Regions from separate parts of the Homo sapiens genome. Here region 2 is linked to region 1. Evidence: read pairs that join two places in POLR2A ChIA-PET (ENCODE). Cell type or tissue: A673. All regions are shown on one strand. Links, peaks and the distances in the headings refer to the core of each region. The heading gives the core; the rest is flanking DNA. Region 1 has its middle 220 kb from the start of PART1. Region 2 has its middle 75 kb from the start of PART1.

The links. ChIA-PET counts read pairs that join two places held together with the same protein. Peaks named below come from ENCODE experiments on the same cell type or tissue, not always from the same donor. Only the 100,000 strongest peaks of a DNase experiment are listed, where the experiment ranks them.
Region 2: POLR2A ChIA-PET joins it to region 1 with 9 read pairs; 2 of 35 experiments call an interaction of 5 or more read pairs at or near these places.

The regions. Positions count from the first base shown.
Region 1 is chr5:60,269,308-60,274,695 of GRCh38, reverse strand. It overlaps a transcript of PDE4D not described here. Among named protein-coding and RNA genes, the nearest start is that of PART1, 220 kb to the left of the region's middle. In A673, for the core only: no CTCF peak of the experiment used is centred there; a DNase peak (open chromatin) is centred at 2,905; H3K27ac peaks cover 407 bases.
Region 2 is chr5:60,410,307-60,415,694 of GRCh38, reverse strand. It overlaps a transcript of PDE4D not described here. Among named protein-coding and RNA genes, the nearest start is that of PART1, 75 kb to the left of the region's middle. RefSeq lists an enhancer at 156-814. In A673, for the core only: no CTCF peak of the experiment used is centred there; no DNase peak of the experiment used is centred there; H3K27me3 peaks cover 869 bases.

The sequences.
Region 1 (5,388 bases), core at 85-5,084:
GCACATACTTCTTGTTCTCTTTAAAGTGATAATCCGGCTGGACATGGTGGCTCATGCCTGTGATCCCAGCACTTTGGGAGGCTGAGGCGGGTGGATCACTTGAGGTCAGGAGTTCATGACCAGCCTGGCCAACATGGTGAAAACCTGTCTCTACTGAAAATACAAAAATTAGCTGGGCGTGGTGGCACATGCCGGTAATCTCAGCTACTTGGGAGGCTGAGGCAGGAGAATCGCTTGAACCCGGGAGGTGGAAATTGCAGTGAGTCGAGATTGCACCACTGCACTCTGCACTCCAGCCTGGGTAGCAGAGCAAGACTCCGTCTCAAAACAACAACAACAACAACAACAACAACAACGACAAGAACCAAACAAATAACAACAAAATAAAACCTAAAGTGATGATCACTGATTTTAAGTGGCTCCTTAGTTGCCTAAGAATCCCAGTTGTGATGGTTTTATCCCTTATTGTCTAGAACTAATGTTGAACACCCTGCTTTTTAACTTCATCTTGTTTTTCTCTACCCCCATCATCAATATTTGCCTGACTCACCATCTTTCAAGGTTTACCTCTTCATACTCAGCTAAAAATTAGCTGATGAGATGCACAAATAATTCCAGTGTATCAGGAGAGGATCAGCTTCCTCCCTTTTAAGGTAACATGGATCCTTTCACCATCTCCTGATGCCCTGAGACCAATGTCTTGAGAGCATCACATCTTGTTTCATGCATTCTGACTGGGCATGCTCATCTATTCCAGTGTTCCCAAGAAACACTCATGTATTGATCACTCCGTGGCCAGGCCAGATCTCTCTCTGGCTTGTCACTGAGTGGACATTTTTTTTTTGATTTCTCAAAGTCACCTCAAATTCAGTGTGCCCAGACTAGAACTCATCTTCCCTACCATGTCTGCGTCTCCTCCTGCATTCTCTGTTTCAGTGATAAGTAACTTGGGGGGCATTTTTGATTCTCCTTCCCTCTTTTCCACCCCAAATGGAACTTGTTGTTAGGATCTGTGGATTCTATCACTCTTGATTCCACCTACTTTTCACCATTTTGCCTCTACTTCTCTGGTGCAGGTCTTCACCATCTCTTGCTTAATTGCTGCTACAGTGTCCTAACTAATTTCCCTGCCTTTAGTCTGTCTGTCCATCTCTAATCCACTTTCCATATGGCAGTGAGAATGTTTATTCTTGCCACTTCTTAGATCTAAAACTCTTTAGTAGCTCTCCATTGCTCTCAGAATTGAGAGTCCTTATTATGACTTAAAAATTATTAATTATCTGGTGCTTGCTCACCTTCCAAGGATCTTCTTTTCACCTTGAACTGGATGCATTTTCCGTATGTACCATTTTCTCTGTAGGTTCTAAGCCTTTGAAGAGGTGATGCCTCTGCTTGGAGTGTCTTTCCATTCTCCCATTTGCCTAGTTCTTATTCTTTTTTTATTTGCTAAGACACTACCTCTGAATAGATGACTTCCTTGACCCTGCCTCTCTCAAGGGTGAGTTACATGCCCTCTTCTTATCCTTAGTGTTAAAATTACCACACTGACCTTCAGTTCCCTCTTTACTTGTTTATCTTCCTCAGTAGCTCCTTAAGAAGGGATTATCTTCTTCACTCTGCCCTTAGCATCAAGCCTGATGTCTCTATTATAGTCTGTGCTAAATAATTATTAATAAACAAAATACCCAGTTAGTGTAAGGAAAGGAACCTGCCATGGTAAATAAGTGTGAGAGAGGTTTTGAGGTAGTCGTATAACTGTTAGAAATACACAAATCACATTATAGATAGTGGCTTCTCTGTTTATCACAGTGCTCAGTTTCTTGTTCCAGGATATTTAGAAAAAGTATACCTAAAATAAGCGGAGAAGTCATTAGGTTGAATGACATATTCCCTTCTGCCGAGGTATTATAATATAATTTTTAAAGGGCCTCAGTTAACAATTAAATTCTTTATATCCTTGCAGCAGTTCTTTTTTTCTAGGTTTCATTTCCTTCCAGAACTAGATGAGGATTTTTGTCTAACTGATACAATTCCACGTTCTGAGTCCTTGCCTTCTCTCTCTTTCAGTTTCTGGGTTGTATGTGGTAGATTGCCCAGTCTATACCTAATCAGCACTAGGTTGGAGAAGAATAAACTGCCTTCATGTTGTGGAGCTGGCAGTCTTCTCTGTTGAGTGATAAACCAATGCCATTCTAAAAGATCTGCAGACCTGTGTGATCTCTTCTTCGAGGGAGCTGTAAGAACTAACTTTGATGGAAACACCAGTTTTAAAAGATTGCAGTTCATTTCCTACATGCATATTTGCCTAGGGAAATTTTGTAACATCAACTGAAGTTTACTAAATGAACAGCAAATGAATAAGTATACGGGTTGATGACAAACACTCCAGCCCAACATCTCTAGGGCCTTTGCCAATGTTTCACTAGAATTTTGGACCCTCAAGGTCATCTTAGTTTTACCATGTTCTCCTGATTTGTGTTGTATGGGGTCATCCTCTTTAGCAATCTGCAGAGCATAATTTTAATGCTGTCTCCCAGGTGGAGGGTTGATGATCCCTTTATAGACCACATTCTAGCACAAATTAATGTCACTGTTTCTTCTGTAGGAGGAGCCTGGCACACTGAATACCAGTGGAGTCTTGCTCTCTAGGCTTATCTTGGGAGCTAGTATGCTTATTCTTGTTTCTGTCCCTTTCCTTATGCACTGCCACAAAGGAATTGCTCTAGAATCCATTTCTTCTTCCTCATCTCCTCCGTTTCTTTGAATCTTATTTTGTAAAGTTCAAGCTTCATTTCCTGCAATTAGGGAATAGATCATGGTCTCTAGGTGCTTTGTCATTCTCAATACTGTGTGCCATTCTTTTGAATTACTTCATGTTCCTTTGGAGCAGAGGTTGTATCTTTTACTTTATATGGAAAAGTATGGCTTAGTGCAGCGTGTAACTCAGACTAAGGCAATTTAAATGCTGTATTTCATTTGAAATGACACATGGAGCTGTTTTTACCACATTTCTCACTGTCTTATCTGAAAACCAGATTAGCGCAGGGAAGTCTTGGAGCTATTAAAACCTTCTCCTCATATTTTCTCTGGCTTTCAGAATGACTATATAGGGCCTTTTCTTTGGTGGGGATTACACCTCACTGGCTCTCATGTAACCAGTCAATTTTCCTCTCACTTATTATGGGACTGTGAAAGAAAGAATTAGAAGGTGAAATTATAGGATTAATGTTAAAAGGAATTAGTTAGCTTCTTTGTTCCTTTAATTTCCAGTTACAAGAAAAGAATTAGATCAATTACATTTCTATGGGCTTGATCTCATGTAATAGTAGCTATTACCAACAAAAATATAACCAAATTGGACTTTTAAGAATGTTCACAGCAGCATTGTTTATAATGGCAAAACATTAGTATCAACACAGGTGTCCAACCACAGGAAAACAGTTAGATAAAATGTAATTAAATCCTTATGATAAAATGTGACCATTAAAGTTGCTGTTTTTGAAGAATTTTTAATGTGTGAAAATGTGAAAATGTGCTGATGGTATCATCAGCACCTAGTACCAGTGCCTGGCATGTGAAAACAGCTTCCAATAAATACATATGTAATAGCTTTATCATACCAGGAAAGGTGGCTATAGAAAATAATAGTAACCTCGTACTAAAATGAAGAGAACATCAACTTCCTCTCTGCTAGATGGCCACTATCTGCATCTTTTATTCTCTTGAGTATTCTGGAATCAGTAAAAATGGTGTTTTCAAAGAATCTTATCAGAAATTCAGCTACATCTTTGCTTGGCAATCTGAAGTTTTTGGAAAGAACGTATTTCAATAATAAAGAATGACATAGAAATTTTTACATGGTAAATATTTAAATAAAATATGACATTTTAAATTTAAGTCCAGGGTTACTGTTTCAGAGCTGAATTCAGACATCTGAATGATAAGCGGAGATTTCATTGAGAAAATCTCTACTTTATCATTCCTACTGGCTTTACTATGTCATGGAGAGCTCAAAATGTCATCACTGAATTAGTTTTCTAGCTGACTTCCTCCTGGTGGTGTTTTATATGTTAGTGACATTGATTTCTGGACTTTTCTTTTTCCCATAGGTCTTACCTCATTTATTTGAAATAGAATTGATTAAAATAACCTATAGAAATAAAAAGCAAAATAAAACAATAGAGATAAAGATGAAAAATGTGGTATAATTTTTAAAAATTACCATTCTAGGTATATAGTCATAATTATGAAATATTATTCTGGTCTGAATGATACAAACTGCTCAGCTTTTATGCTTTAGAAGATATCATTATTAATAACTAATTTATTAGATTTGAACATTCAAGAGCAAAGAGATGTTACACCAACGGGTTCCCTTGTCTCCTACTTTCTAGTTTATGTAACTGTAAATGAGTACCCTAGATTATCAGTTGCTTTTTGGGGATATGTTTTGTTATGATAAAAAGAAGCAGTTCGATCATGACATTTGCAGTTATCTTTCTTGCAGTGACCTTCTAGAAATGACTCTTCACCTTCCTATCTCTTTCCCTGTCTTGGTTCATGGTATACTCATTCTTTCAATTGTGAAAGTAGAAAGTCAGCTGACTCTTTGATTCTTCTGTCTCCCTCTGAACCACTGACTTATGGCAATTTCCCTTTAGCATGTGTTCCGTATCTGGACCTTCATGTTCAGTCTCACTGTCTCTCCCCTGGTTCAAGTTCTCAGATAAAAACCGTTTGCCTTTAGTCTTCCCAAGCCTTTAGTCTTCCCCATTTCAATTCATCTCCTGTACTATCATAAGATAAATATTGATTTTGCTCTTTTTGTTTCTGCTTCCAGCTTTATTAAGATGTAAATGACAAATAAATATTGTGTATACTGATGGTATAAACGTGATGTTGTAATACATGTATACATTGTGAAATGATTAAACCAAGCAAATCAATATATTCATCATCTTACATATGTATAACTTTTTTGTGGTAAGAACATTTGAGATCTACTCTTTTAGCAGTTTTTAAGTGTCCAATACATTTTATTAATTGCAGTCACCATGGTGTACAATAGATCCCTAGTTCTGGAGATTTTGCTATTTTCTTGCCCAAAAATTGTTAGTAGCTATTACCAACAAAAATATAACCAAATTGGTCTTTTAAGAATGTTCACAGCAGCATTGTTTATAATGGCAAAACATTAGTATCAACACAGGTGTCCAACCACAGGAAAACAGTTAGATAAAATGTAATTAAATCCCTATGATAAAATGTGACCATTAAAGTTGCTGTTTTTGAAGAATTTTTAATGTGTGAAAATGTGGAATGTAGCAGAGCCTAATACCATATAAATACAAAATACAAGAAACATTTATGTTGTTTTTTGTATTTTTT
Region 2 (5,388 bases), core at 120-5,119, 140 kb before region 1:
GGGAGACTCAGGCGTGGCCGCACTGCAGGTCCCGAGCCCTGCCCCGTGGGGAGGCAACTAAGGCCTGGTGAGAAATTGAGTGCAGCAGCTGCTGGCCCAGGTGCTAAGCCCCTCACTGCCCGGGGTGGCGGGGCCGGCCTGCCGCTCCCAGTGCGGGCCCACCAAGCCCACGCCCACCGGAACTCGCACTGGCCTTCAAGTGCCTGCCGCGCAGCCCCGGTTCCCGCCTGCACCTCTCCCTCCACACCTCCCCGCAAGCTGAGGGCGCCGGCTCCGGCCTTGGCCAGCCGAGAAAGGGGCTCCCACAGTGCAGGGGAGGGCTGAAGGGCTCCTCAAGCACGGCCAGAGTGGGCGCCAAGGCCAAGGAGGCGCTGAGAGCCAGCAAGGGCTGTGAGGGCTGTCAGCATGCTGTCACCTCTTAATAGGTGGTTTGGAGGTTTTAGGAACCAGGTCTGGATGGGGTACATATGACTTACATTCACATTCTATTGGCTAGAACTTGTCTCATAGCCTGATCAGATGCAGAGGGTCTAGGAAATAGGTGCTGAAAGAAGGGAACCCATGCACATTAATGAGTACCATTGATTGCTCCCTTTCAGTGGCACTTTAAAGGTTTGGACTTCCAGTTGTCTCACCCAGGTTGAGTGCAACCACTTAGGCATTCCTACCATGTGACAAGGTACTGGCATCTAGCTTGATGTGGGTCTGCCCAATGGCAAATGATTACCCTAAGACTCAAATTTCATTTCCCTTCTTCCTGTGTCTTAACCAAGGAGAGATTTTAAAACGTATACCAGAGACGAAGAGGCACTTTGAATTTGTCCGGGTAGGTGCTTCTTGGTTTGGGGATGTTATGACCTTAGATAGGTAAGTGAAGGCTGTCATGTGGAATGACTCCCAGATTTAATGTAATTCCATTACAAGTAGGTTTACATAAGAGGCACAACTTTGTTTCTTGGTTATTCCTTATTACCATATTTATAACACTTAAAAGAAAGAGTTCAGAAAATAGCTAGGATTGGTTTACTCCAGATACCTGGAGTGTTAACCAGCAAACTGCTTTGTAGCCTTGTGTGTACCAACAGAAGTAGGTTGCATATTCTGTCTTTTCTTTCTCCTTGAAAGCAATACTTTGCTGATCTTTAACTTATATATGTCCCTTGGAATGATGCCAGGGAGAATTTTTATAATAGGTCCAAATTATAGTTGCCTGTCTTTGTGTGTGTATGTATATTTAACTTTTTAATTTGATTTTATTTTTAAGTAGCTTTATCTCTGGATGGGCAATGCATATCTTAATAGTGTGATCAAAAACAGTTAAGATAAAAAATCTTAATAGAGTTTTATGACCCATAAAAATACTCAATAATATCAATTTTTGTTTTTATGACTATTATTTGCATTCTCTAGGGAGGCAGATTAACACATAAAAACTACCTAAAGAATATAAAAACAATGTATGGATAATATGGCAGAAATGGTATATAATTGGTATAAAGTACAAAACCAAGGACTGCTAGTGCACAGAAGCTTTGGTTTGTTTATTTGAGGAGATTCGTCTTAGCATCGGCCCTACTGTGTATGACAGACAAGGACTGTTATCACAGCATGTACTAAGGAATACATGACCCCTTCTGCTTACCTTCGAAAGGGGAGAAATTGTATCTGTCGAGAAACTTGGTGGAACAAACAGAAGTGCATGCAATTAATTGTAAGACATAGGGCATCGGTTCTGTTTTCTATTTTAGAACTGTAAAAAGTTTGACAAAGTGAACCTGAACTCTGATAAAGCAGCAAGAAAAATCTGGAAGTGTTCTTTGGGTTAGGAGATGCTTATAACTGGTTGGATGGAAATAGTAGTTACATTAAGATTATTTGTTACTTTGGGATCTGATGCAGGGCTGAAACAACCCAATGTAAGTCAATGATACTTTCACCAGATTGAAGTTTCTAAGCTGTTTTTCCAAAAAAAAAAAAAATAAACGAAAAAAGAAATTCAAAATTAAAACAAACCACTCCCAAATTCTCTTACATCCATGGCATTCTGAATTTATAAGGATAGGCTTTGGCCCTTTTAGAATCTGGTTTTATGAAGGTGGAAGGAATGACAAGGCTTAGTGCAAAATATTAAAAGTACCTTATGCCCTTTTACCAAGTGTGCACCACTGCGTTCCTGAGTCTGTGTAGTCTTCCCATCTATTTCTCCTTTCGTTTCTTCCTCCTTCTCCTTCCTCCTTCCTCCTCTCATCTTCAGAAAATGAAAGGCTCTGGAAGTCTATTGTGTGTGAGTACCTTTGGGACCAATGTAAAACATAGAGCAATATGCATGCAAGGGATGCTTCTCCTTCAGATTGGAAAAAAAGTGGATTTAAATGAAAACAGACCTGACAATATACCTTTTTCTGCCTATAGGTTTGATGAGGTAATGTTATAAAGTATATTGCTCTCTAAAAATCCTGAGGGTTTTTGAGTGAATGATGTAATGAAAGTAAGCTACAGTAGTCAGTAGGAATATAATCTAGGAAGTATGTCCTGGGATAAATAAAACTGTTGATAGCATGAACGTTATGTGCTTGTGAGCTCAGCTAGTGAGGGGATGAAGGAGCTTGCATTTATTAAATAGCTTAGTTAAATGAATTATACATATATTCCATGACTTCAACTATATAATGTTGTAGTTAAAGTCATCATTTTAGAATCAGACTGAAGTGGATCTAAATCCTGGTATTATGACTTAATATTCACCTAGTCATTAGCAAATGACTCCACCTCTAGCCTAGCCTTAGTTTCCTTATCTATAAAAAGTATTTGATTAAAACCTACCTTAAGGATTTGTTGTAAGGGTTATAGGAAATAATGCTATAGGCTTTGGCAAATAAAAAACAATCAGCTGGCTGTTATTACCTTACAGTGGTTACATATTTTTAAATAACCAAAATAATTGACATAAAATTAACAGAAAAACTTAACAAAATGATTTAGTAAATAACTTAAGATCTTGGAGTGCCTCATAGTCATCATTGGAAACATAAGGAGTATTGTACTTTTCTAGAACCAATAACATAATTCTGGGTGATGGAATCCTTTTGCTATAAGTATCTATGTGAATACACAAAACATGCAGGGTTTGAACTAAGCATCGAAGAACGAGGATGATTTGAGAAAAAGTTCTGTCTCCTTGGGAATAATACAAATCAGTGATCCAGACATGCAGAAAAAAGACAAAAACAAGGTGGAATGTGGTAGAATACTACACTAAATTATTTGAGACTGCCCAAATACCTCCAGATGGAGTAAGGCTCTCTAAAAAGATATTGACTGGTTTTTCTATCTCTTCTGGATTGCTCTTTCAAGTGAATGTGTAAATATGTCTATAAAAACGATGCAGTGTTGGGTAACGGCAACAAAATTATTGGTCTCAGTCTCCCTTGGCTGTTTTTTCCCCTAATTTCTTTGTGTTTTAGTTGATCTACTTGCAAGATGGAATAGTGGAGATAACATTTTCCTAGTGTTCTTTTGAAGACACGTATAATTGTAGTCCTATTGTCCTGAGACTGAATGTACAGATGAACCCAGCCATGAATGGAGAAAACCTCAAGAAAAGTGAAAGAAACAAAAACAAGCCAACAGCTCCTTCACTGGGATAAAAACCCTCAGCTAAAAAGAGATAGTTACTCTAAGAATTGTACTGTTTTATTAAGTTAGTGACTTAAAATATTAATCTTTTTGAATATAATTTGGCATGGGGAATCTTTGGGAAGATAAAGATTGTGGTCAATATAACACCTATCTAGCCACCTTTTTTGCGGGTGGTTGGGTCAGTAGCAGTGGAACAAACTAGTATGTAAATTGAGATTTCTAGGAAAGGTGGAAAATATCTGGGGAACACCATTGGATCATAGCTTAGTTATTGCAGCAATAAGAAAAATATATTTCTAACTTTAGGGTTAATTTCACTCACGTTTTCCTTCATTTAGATCTGGTTTTTAATCCCTGATTTAGAGCCGATCTTTTAAATTGTCATTTTACTTTTTTAGAGCTAAATGGTTTGAATTGGACTTAAATATTCGGAAATAATGTTAAAATGTGAAATTCGTTGCTTTTAGTATAAAATAAATGTATGCATTGAAAAATTCTTTTTACATGGTGATTACTTTCATATATTGTGATGCCTTGGTTTTATATAATAATTGCAATGATGATGATGATGATAATGAGATTAGCTAACACTTATGTGATACTTCCCTTTGTGACATGTCTGAATTTCTTCTGGTTATGTCATACAGTGGTGGTAATAATACACGTGAAAGGCCAGGATAGTTCTAGCCCTTACATAAGTTTGCTTTATACTTAAGCTAGTCTTTTAGTCCGTTTTTCCTTTAAACATCATAACCTATTTTGGTTATAGCTACCAGTTGTAACTATTTTCACATAGATTTTTACAGTTAATGGAAAATGAACCCTTCTGGAAGTTATCCTTTTTATCAGCAATGAAAATTATACCAGTGCATGCTTTATTACAACCTAGAATGAGTGTGACTTGAAAAAATTAGAACTTACCAAGTTGCTTGACTCCCTCTTTGTCCAGTGCAGCAGTTAATATCTCATCTCCCATTCTCTAGGGCCAGTCAGCCTATGTTCAAATGTCAGTTCTTCCATGTATTAGCTGCAAAACTGACCTGGGGAAAAGTATGCAGCTTTTTTAGTTCACTATTCTCATACGTAAAATGGGGTAATGGTACCTACTTCATATGATTATTGAGAAGTTTAAATGAATTCCTGTTAGAAGCAGTAAGAACAGTGTCTCTCCCATGGCAAGTGCCTTATGTTTTTAAAATAAATATAAATGTCTGAGGCTCATTGCCATCATATTATCACAGAGCCTGTATCAAGGACATGGAGGCAATACCTGCAGTGGCCAAGCATGAAAATCTTTGACAGTTCTGTTACTTGACAGCTGTAAGAGCTTTGGAAAGTTGCTTAACCTTAGACTAGCTCTCCTCATTGTAAAATGGAAGTCAGTCATAGTGTCTGCTTTGTGTGGTTGCTGAGGATTAAATGAGATGATATTTGTCAAGACTTGTGGTGAGTCACAAAGTTCACTGACATCTCATCCAGATGGGCGGAGAAGAGGTAGCTTCTTAGTTTTGATTTTAACTAATGTGATCTTCCTCCTGAGCAAACCACTGCTGATTAGAAGGAAAAATAAATTAAATGTCTAAGCTGTCTTAGTCTGATGTATTGATTTTAGATAATGCTCTGTCTCTAGGAAAAGGTGCTCAGACTTTCAGATCTCTGTGTTCCAGGATTTTCCAGGTTTCTCTCCAAGATGATGTCTGGTATGTAGGGGAGGGGAGGGGCTTAGGCAGCCTCTTGGTGGGAGAGAAA